Linked DNA regions of Homo sapiens: region 2 is linked to region 1. Evidence: chromatin contacts called from ENCODE Hi-C or POLR2A ChIA-PET data. All regions are on one chromosome and are shown on one strand. The core of a region is the stretch at or near the end of the contact, and the rest is flanking DNA. Distances in the headings are between cores, read along the strand shown.

Region 1 (4,655 bases), core at 1,457-3,956:
CATCATTTTGTTCATTCAACAAAACACTTATCCAGTGCCTAATACATGCCAAGTGCTGACATCCAAAAGAATTGGGCTAAGAGGATATAAAAGCAGACCATCTCAAAGTGGGTGAGCTTGGGCAAATGAACTCACCTCTCTCAGCACAGCTTCCCTCATCTGTAAAATGGGAATACAAACAGCCATCTCTCAGAGTTCGTGTAAGGATCAAATGCCTGGCATTGTACCTGGTGTAAGGTAAGTGCTTGGTAATTGCTAGCTATTATATTATAAGCTATTATCTTGTTATTAATATAATCAGTATCATCAGGATACAATCCCTTGAGATGTTGCAAGATTTTAAATCATCCAAAAAGTAAATCTGCAGATACGCGTATTAACCACCGCTTAAGGGGGAAATGAACACTTTAGGCTAAGTAAAGCAGAGTGACCAAAAGTCTTCCTAGTTAACCAGCCTGGCCCCTACTCCCACTCATTTCCCCAGCTTTCTGGTGAAGTGGAATTTTCCTGTTTCTCCATATGGGCTCCTCCCAGGCACACGGAAGCTCAGCTGCAGGCCGGGTGTTCTAAGTCGCTGCATCTCTCCCTTCCAACCAGTTCTCAAACTTATAGAGATTTTTTAAATGCTTGCAAGCCCAGCAGAATTCTGATTCTTACAATCACACTCTGCCCACAGCGGACACACAGAGCACAATCAGCCATGTGGAGGCAAAGCCGTCCCACGAAACAGGGGGTCACAATGCATTTGGGTGAAACCTGGCAGCAGCTGCCCAAGGGCTACCAAGAAACCACACGAAATCATCATCCCAAAGAGGTTTTGCAATGTGCACAAAATAAAAAGGAAAACAGAAAACAAAATCTCAAAGAAAACCTGTCACTTCTCTAAGGCCATGTCTTGATTTTTTTTTCCTCCTCTTTCTTCAGAGATGTCAATAAGATTTAAAACATAGCCTGTTAAAAGATTGCCTAAAGAAGGCGTGGACAGTCAAGAAAGAGAAATTCAAAGAACTCCTGGTGCCCCAAGCTTACCAGCGCAAGGCATAAAAACAAGGGTCAGCCACTTGGCACCCTGTTTCGGGACCATCGCCAGCCTCTGGTTCAGTCCAAAGACCAGTGTGGATTTCCTCCTCCTGCACTGGCCATGTTCTATGAGAATGGGAAAGCAAAAGTCCACGCTGTCAACAAGCCAAGGGAGATGCGAAAATGCCCAGAACACACACACGTGGAGAGTTCAGTTTTGAGTGTGGTTTAAAGAGTGGGAAGTCAGACCAATTCTGGTGTTTGAATCCCAGGCCACCAACTACTTCCTGAGAGACCCTGGGGGGGTTACTTAACCTCTCTGAACCTCAGTTTACTCTTCTATAAAATGGGAGGTAACTACTTTCAGAGTTGTTCCCAAATCATAATTGCAGGCAGCAGCTTATAGTAGTACACCCAGCATATGGCAAGCGCTCAAGAAATGTCAGCTCTTACCACCGTTGCTATTCTTATTCCAAAGTTGGTAATTGCCTCATTTGGTGATTTGGGCAATAATGTCAGGAAGTGCTTTTTGTTGCTGTTATCCAACAATGCAGTATGTTATCAGAAACTTACTTCCTAGGAGGTGTACATAAAAAGGGAAGGTGTGTGGTGAGAAAAAGAAAACAATAATAAGTAGCAGAATCATCTAACATTTGCAGTCTTACCATACAGAATGCACTCTGATATTTTACCCATTTTCCGGATGAGTTTTCAGGAAACTGAGCTGGAAAAGAGCTCAGGCAACCCGCCCAAGGTCACAGAATTTGGAAGCGAAGGTTACGAGGGCAGGAAACATGTTTGTCTCACTGTGCCCCTGTGCCAAGCATGAATGGTTCTCTTTAAGCCTCATTTAACATTCGACAAATATTTATTGATGCCAGCACTTTGCCGGGCATTATGCTGGGTATACTAGAGACAGAAGAGAACGATCACAGGGCTTAGGAGTCAGGTGACCTGGGTGACAAATCCCAGCTGGCACTCAACTGCTGTGTGACAATGAGCAGAGAGTTAGTCTCTCCGACCTTCAGTTATTGTGAAATAATTTCCCCTCATCCCACCTCCCTCATTCTGTAGATGCAAAGAGTCCATTAAACAACACCTAGCTAGCTGGCTGCTTTGGCAGGGCCTCAGAATTCATTCAACACTGGTTCCCTCCCCTCTGTCCCCCTCACACCCCCTCTACCTCCCAAAACAAGCCCTGGTTAACGCATCTATAAAATGAAGGTAATAGTAATATCCCTTCAGAGGGCTGTGGTGAGAACTAAATGAGGTCAAGTATTTGAAAAGTACTTAGACTGTAAAGTATTATAAAAACACAAGTTATTATTATTACAGGAATGCACCCCGCCTCTGCACCCAGCTGCCTCTTTGCAACCAGGAATTGGCTCTTTGCACCATGTCAGCAAAGCACACTCCATCAGGTAAAGCCCATCTGGTCCTCCAGCCCTGGATGAAAGGGAGAGGGAGAGTAGGGGGTTAGGAGGAGGGTGTGAACAGGAGCCGAGCTCTGCAGGATGCTCATTTCCAGGCAGGAAGAAGGACCACACAGCTGGAAGAATCCAGACACACGGGGTGAGGAGAGGGGGAGGTGGCTCTGCCACTCCTGAGATGGTGCCCATGACCTTCTTCCCAGCTGCCTCCCATCAGCATGGAGGCCGCCACATCTGTCTTCCTACCCACGTCAATCAAAGAAGCATTCCCAGGCCCCTCCAGTAGGTCAGGCACGTTCTGGACAACAAGGACCCTAAGGTGAGCTGTGAGGCAGCATGGCTGCCCTCACTGACCTCATTATCTTCAGGCCCAGAAGATTCATTAATTAAAACAACACAACACACACACTCACTTCTAAAAAGCTTACCCTCGGGCCACAGCACTTTCCAGTATTTTAAGAGGCATCCACCCACTCACCACCTATTATTCCTGCTTTTAAAGAAGGGCAAAGGTGACATTTCAGCAGGCCACCGGCTCAAAGGTTACAACAAAGAAACCAACAGGGGGGTTCTGGGTTGTCAAGCCTTTAACATAACGTAAACCTGCCTCCATCCGTATCACTGCACTTAAACTGTCAAACAAGGCGATGGTTTACTTTTCGTTAAGGGGCAGGTGTCAAGACTGGCTGAAGTCCACATGAAAAAAAAAAAAATGTCAGCTGTTCATGTGACCGCCTGCACACCTGAAAAATCAATATATCCAAAACACTCATCCACTTACCACTTTAAAACAGCAAAAGAAAAAAATCAACCACCTTTGACAATGCTTTTCTCCAAGTGGATTGGACCCTTTTTTTTTGTCTCTAAACATTATTTTAAATCGAAAGTACAATTTAAAACATATTTTCAGTTTATTTTTCAGTAAACTATCAGATAGCTATAACTTACAGAGGACCCAAGAGATGAAAGGGGTGACCAAGATTGGTGACATTTGAATTTGGCTGCAGAAACCCAACGGTTCAATTATGTCTGTGGAGTGAAGTCCTATGACCAAAAAGGGCAAAGCCCAAAGGGTCCCCTACTTCTCGCCACCACCCAGAAGGACTCATGGGCCACCCCCCCACAACCATTAGTGAGTCTTTCTAACGAGGACACATTCCTGAGACCTAGTTTGGTGTCACTGCCTTTATTACTGTGTCAATCAGGCAAGCAGGAGCGACTGTTAACCCCTGACTGACCCCAGATCCCACCAGAACGGCAGCCTCAACCACGCCGGGGTTAAGAGACTCCTGCTCTGTCACCATGGTGTGTCCAACATGTTTCTTTGACATCTCAAGCCAAGACACACGACATTCCTGTCCGTGAGGACTTCCCCAAAGGTGCTTGCTGGCAGAGAGAAGAGTGAGGATGCTCTACCATTCACTGCTTCCACCTTCTCTATCTGCCAGGACAGGTGCAATTTCTTACACTGGGTCCCATTGGCCCGGGACCCTCCCAAGATTTGTCCCTCCCTCTTGTGCTCCCTCTGGACGCTGCTTGGGTTTCCACCATCACACCCACAAGAACTTTCTTCACTTCCTGACTCTCCCAGCTGCCTCCCAGAGCCAGGCCCTGTTCCTCCCAGCACCGCAGCTGGCCGGTGCTAGGTGACCAGGAAATGTACACTGGACAAACAGATCCCGGCAGTCCACCCCAGCCAGAGGGAATCCCCAAAGCAGGCACAAACAAAAGGACTCAGGAGAGAGGCCAGGTGCAGTGGCTCACGCCTGTAATCCCAGCACTTTGGGAGGTCAAGACAGGCGGATCACTCGAGGTCAGGAGTTTGAGACCAAACTGGTCAACAGGGTGAAACCCTGTCTCTACTAAAAATACAAAAAAATACCCAGGCATGGTAGTGGGCACCTGTGATCCCAAATACTCAGGAGGCTGATGCATCATTTTATAGATGCATTTTGTAGATTGCTTGAACCTGGGAGGCAGCGGTTGCAGTGAGCCGAGACCGCGTCACTGCACTCCAATCTGGCAACAGAGTCTCTGTCTTTAAAAAAAAAAAAAAAAAAAAAAAAAGGACTCAGGAGAAAGCCTGCAAGGACCACTCAGTCTTTGGCTAGAGGGGAACCTTTCATGAAAGCAACATGTCACAGAGGCCTGAGAAGACCACTCACACTGCCCAACCCAGCATTCTCGGAGCCCAAAGGACAGAAA
Region 2 (4,655 bases), core at 1,071-3,570, 92 kb before region 1:
GACCAAAAAGTCAGAGCTTCTGATCGAGATGCAAAAAAATATCAGTTGGACTCTCCAGAACCTACAAACCGGTATCAATAAAGAAAATTCCAACACAGAAATCTCAGTGCTAATAAGTTCTTAAGACAAAGACCATTATATATTTAGTACTAAAGGAATATTCATCCAATATTCCTTGGGAAAATGCTACAAAATAAATGCCATTTTCCCCAACCATGCAACCTACTGATAAGCATTTCTGATTAAAAAGGAACTACAGTGCCAGAGCAAACATATTAACCAAGAGAGCTCAGCTGGGGATATTGTCAGTAAATAAGATGTTACCAGGCAAAGCAATTCCAGGATTGTTCACAGGGATTTCCTTCTGAAAACTCACAGGATTAGAGGGGGCCTTATTAAGATTTTAACAATCATGAGACTATGATTTGACCTGTAACAACTGATAGTCCAACGAAACCCATCATGATGGTCATCCTGGGTTTTGAAAAGTGGAATCACAGTGGGAAATTCAAGGCTAAGTGACTGGCTTTGCATTTGATTCTTAAAAGGCTGATTTTTATATTTAACATCTTAAAACATCTGACCCAAATATTCTTATTCCCCTCTCTCTTAAAAAAAGGTCCTTGGAAAACTAACATGGAAATCCTTGGGTTTATGATGCCCCAAACGTCATTATTTATCTCTAATGGGAAACAAATTAGATGGTGAGGAGCCCAGGAAAACTAATTTAATTTCTTTAAATGCTGCAGAAATAAGAGAAACCACACAGTTCTTTGGGGCTTGGAGAACTGGAAGCCATCAAGACTAACAAGGACAAAGGGTCACAAATTCTAAAGGGGGTGAACACTGTTCTAAGAAATGCCTCACATCTCCTTCTAGGTGAAGGTGCGAGCAACACAGAACCCCCCTTTCAAGAGAAGTCATCAACCTGGCCAGTGTGTCCAGCCCAGGCAGCTCATCCTATGAGGATGTCCTATGCCCTGTGATTCATGTCTAAATAGCCACTGACCAGTTTGTTAATCAAGCACTGGTGGGGAGGTGCGGGGGAAGAATTAAGTAAGGACATCAAGTTGCTTTGGTAAGTTATAAGTTGTTGATGTAGTCAAAATGACAATATTTCCAATTCACCTGCTTACGGGTGTTTGTGCTCTTATTAGCGATCGGGACTATTACTGGGCTGCTCCTGTACTGAAGTGCAGGGAGAGAGGCTGAAGAAACTGCAAGCTGTCAGGATTTCACCGACTTGACAAGGCAGACCGGGTTGGCCAGTGTTTGGGTTTTTGGTTATAGAACCCAAAAACTCCTGTCACTCATGAGGTCCCTAATTAACTACTGCTACTACATCAATATGACAAAAATAAGGGAATTTGCTTTTCAGATAACGGTGACTCTCTGCTACAACCAAGAGTTAATATTAACAAATGAATTGGAAGCAGAGGAGAAGAAGCCATTTTATAAACCGCAATGACAAATAGAAACCCACCAGAAAAGCATAATCAGGGAAAAGCCTTCTACCTTTTATTTTATTCTTTTTAAAAGGAGGAGGATCTGAATACACAGAAACACTGGCCAAACTCGCCTCCCATGATTGCCTCATAAGCTTAAAACACAATATTGCTTGCCTCTGGAGAAAGACAACATGCCTCCATAACATCAGAGAGAAGGTGACAGTACAGGACAGTACGATCCCATTCTGAAATTGCTTGGTTTTCATTAACAAATAAATGATGTTTTGGTGGACTTTGAACTTTTGCTGTTCACATGAAGTTTAGGAATGTTGGCAAGGAAAGGCACCCAAATCCAGTAAGTTGATTTAAACACTATTAAGTAAGCACGGGAAATTGCTGTGCCCTTTACAACACGTATGTGTTCTCAGAGAAATTAGGTGTGCACACACCCAAGCCCCAAGCTGCTACAGGGAATTATGAGACCAGGGGAGGAGATTTTAGGAAAGCAAGTCCTTCTGAGCCTTGCCAGTCGCTAGCCGGGTGGTGATTTCACCTCTGCCCCAAGATTGGTGCTGCATGCCAGGGAAGAGAAGTGTGCGTGTGCACGCATGTGTGCATGTGTGTGTGTGTGAACATGCCTGGCCCCTTCTGCTGACAGCACAGCCTCTACAGACAACACAGCCTCTACCTCTTTCCTAAGCTCCTTGTAAACATACCCAGAGGCTAACATACAATGGGCACATCCAGTGAATAATAAAGTAAAATTGAATTATGTCATGCCTCCACCATAGCAACGCCTATTGGCTCTCTCCTCTCTCCAGAAGAGCCCTGCCAATGTTCCTGCTGCCATGTGGAGCTGGGAGTATACTCCCATTAGGCACAGATGGAAAGCATGTCGCAATCACCTGCCCAAAGCAGACTGTGAAACTGGTTTCAAATGCAACCAGGCATCTTAGTACAGTCTGGACGGTGGTGTTATTTTTTTCAAAACCATCTTGTTTTTGTCTAGCATCTCCTCAAGGAAGTTTAGGCGTGACTATTTCTCATAATCTAAGTCTCACATGAAAACAGCCCCATTTTACAGACAGAAAAACAAACAAGCTCAGAGGATTTAGAAGAATTGATTTGAGATTAGCTGGTTAATAATTTTATTTATTTATTTATTTTATTTATTTAAAGAAAAGGTGTCACTCAGTTGCCCAGGCTGGAGTGCAGTGGCGTGATCACAGCTCATTACAGCCTCCACCTCCTGGACTCAGGTGATCCTCCCATCTCAGCCTCCCGAGTGGCTGAGGTGATGGGCACATGCCACCACGCCTGGCTAATTTTTGCATTTTCTGTAGAAATGAGGTTTCACCATGCTGCCCAGGCTGGTCTCAAACTCCTGGGCTCAAGTGATCCTCCTGCTTTGGCCTCTGAAAGGACTGAGATTACAGCCGTGAGCCACCGCACCCAGTTGGTTAGTAATTTCAGCAAATGAAAATGAGGAGGAGGAATTATTGCTGCTGTTTCCATAAACACAGTAGACTCTTCCTGGTATCCTTCCCTTAGGTGCACTTGGAGATTCATTCACTGATTCAATAAATACTGATTCAGTGCCTATTTCATGCCTGGCTCTGTTCTAGGCACTAGGGATAGATAGATATATCAGTGAATCAAAGTCCTGCCCTCAGGGAATTAATAATCTAGAGAGGGAGATAATTATTTACAACTGTCAAAAAGCTGACAGATACACCCCAGAGTACCTTGATGGTATAATTTCCTCAAAGTCAGTTAACCTCTAACAGAAACCAGTTCTATGACCATCCAGCCCAATGTTCAATTCACTTCAATTATTCTATGCCCCGGAAAATATAACTGAAAAGCTTGATTTATATGCTAGAGAAGAAGCACAAGTTTTTAATCACCACTTAGAAAAAAAAAAAAAAAGGAATCCCAAATGCTAAATTATGCTGTCAAATCATCTAAAGATGAACAGCTATTTGCACTGGAGGTCAGAGAACATTACAGACTTGGGGAATATGGTGTTAACAGTCAGATCCCCTTTTTTCATACCAATCTAAACTCAGAGCTGTTGGCTATTTTGTCTGACCCATACAATTGGCCAGATTAGTCTATGATTGGGACAGAAACATTACGGGCACTCAGGGATTGCTCATGAATACCAATTAATATTAATTTGGATTTCTTCTCTTTGACCCAGTACATAGCATAGGCTTTCTTGTACTTCCATACTTAATTTTAGGGCTTTATAAACTACAACAACTCAAACTACTGGCATGAACCCTTTTAACATTTTTAGCTCCTTTTCCAACTATAAATTAGGTAAAATATATAGATGTAGGGGTCAAAAGCCAGCAATTAGAATCGACATTGTCCTTCACTATAATTTTGGGGCAGCCAGGCTTGTGAGAAGAAGAGCTTCCTTTACCAAAGACATGTGTATACTACATGTTTATTGCTGTGTCTCACGTATAAATATATAGAACCAATTAAGGACTGGTTAAGTGCTGTTTGTTGCAGATATTTACATGTGAAAACACTGCTTCTGAAAAATCTTTTAGGAAAAAAATTCGTAAAAAAAAAAAAAAAAAAAAACCCCAGTAGACAATCTCAAACATTTCAAAGAAAATGTTAGAATTGGAAATTCTTTAAACAGTTTCTACAATTGACTTTTTTACAATTATTCAGACTGTGATGGCCTGATGAAAAAGTTATTAGAACCTAGTATAACAACTAAAAGTTCATTATTATCTACAAAGATAATATTTTTTAAAATGCATCTTTATTCAGGCATCAGGGAGGAAAAAAATTGATTTCTCTAACAGAAGAGCTTCCCAAATTCAGAGGAAGAAGTCAAGAATTATCATGCTTGTTTTAAACCAAAAATATAACTGACGTGTTTAACATTTTATAAACATGTTTCTTTAGAGGCTTCAACAGGTGTTTTCAAAATGTAAGCATAGCAAAGCTATTTTCTGTATGAAATGATGTTATAATCTTCAAACAAGTCACTTTTTAAAAGATCTATAAAATATTATACATTCTGATATAAGCCATGATTTAATTAGAATATTTAAGTTATCAAAGAGGCAGGTAAAACAGCAAAATGAACCATATGCACATTATGTTTCAAAAAACAACTGAGGCCATTGCATCTAAGCCTGTTGATTATAAAAGCTGTATGGGGCTTCACTTTCTAACTCT

The links. Hi-C counts contacts between places; a loop is a spot of excess contacts on that map. ChIA-PET counts read pairs that join two places held with the same protein, here RNA polymerase II (POLR2A). Pooled maps may share reads with other maps.
Region 2: a map of thyroid gland shows a loop between it and region 1 (1.9-fold over the local background). The contact joins two enhancer-like sites. A Hi-C loop is called at or near these places in 5 of 168 maps with a recorded cell type or tissue (ascending aorta, colonic mucosa, posterior vena cava and 2 more) and 2 of 50 pooled maps. POLR2A ChIA-PET finds 5 or more read pairs at or near these places in 1 of 52 experiments (AG04450).

What each region holds. Positions count from the first base shown.
Region 1 is chr10:113,018,307-113,022,961 of GRCh38, reverse strand. The region is part of intron 4 of TCF7L2 (transcription factor 7 like 2); the gene reads right to left. Among named protein-coding and RNA genes, the nearest start is that of SNORA87, 25 kb to the left of the region's middle. RefSeq lists an enhancer at 2,159-2,696. Within about 2 kb of position 2,706, at least 13 of the 41 ENCODE cell types and tissues checked have a DNase peak (open chromatin) inside an H3K27ac peak, as active enhancers do; they include ascending aorta and right lobe of liver, where a contact is called at or near this core.
Region 2 is chr10:113,109,761-113,114,415 of GRCh38, reverse strand. The region is part of intron 5 of TCF7L2 (transcription factor 7 like 2); the gene reads right to left. Among named protein-coding and RNA genes, the nearest start is that of SNORA87, 67 kb to the right of the region's middle. Within about 2 kb of position 2,320, at least 6 of the 41 ENCODE cell types and tissues checked have a DNase peak (open chromatin) inside an H3K27ac peak, as active enhancers do; they include ascending aorta and right lobe of liver, where a contact is called at or near this core.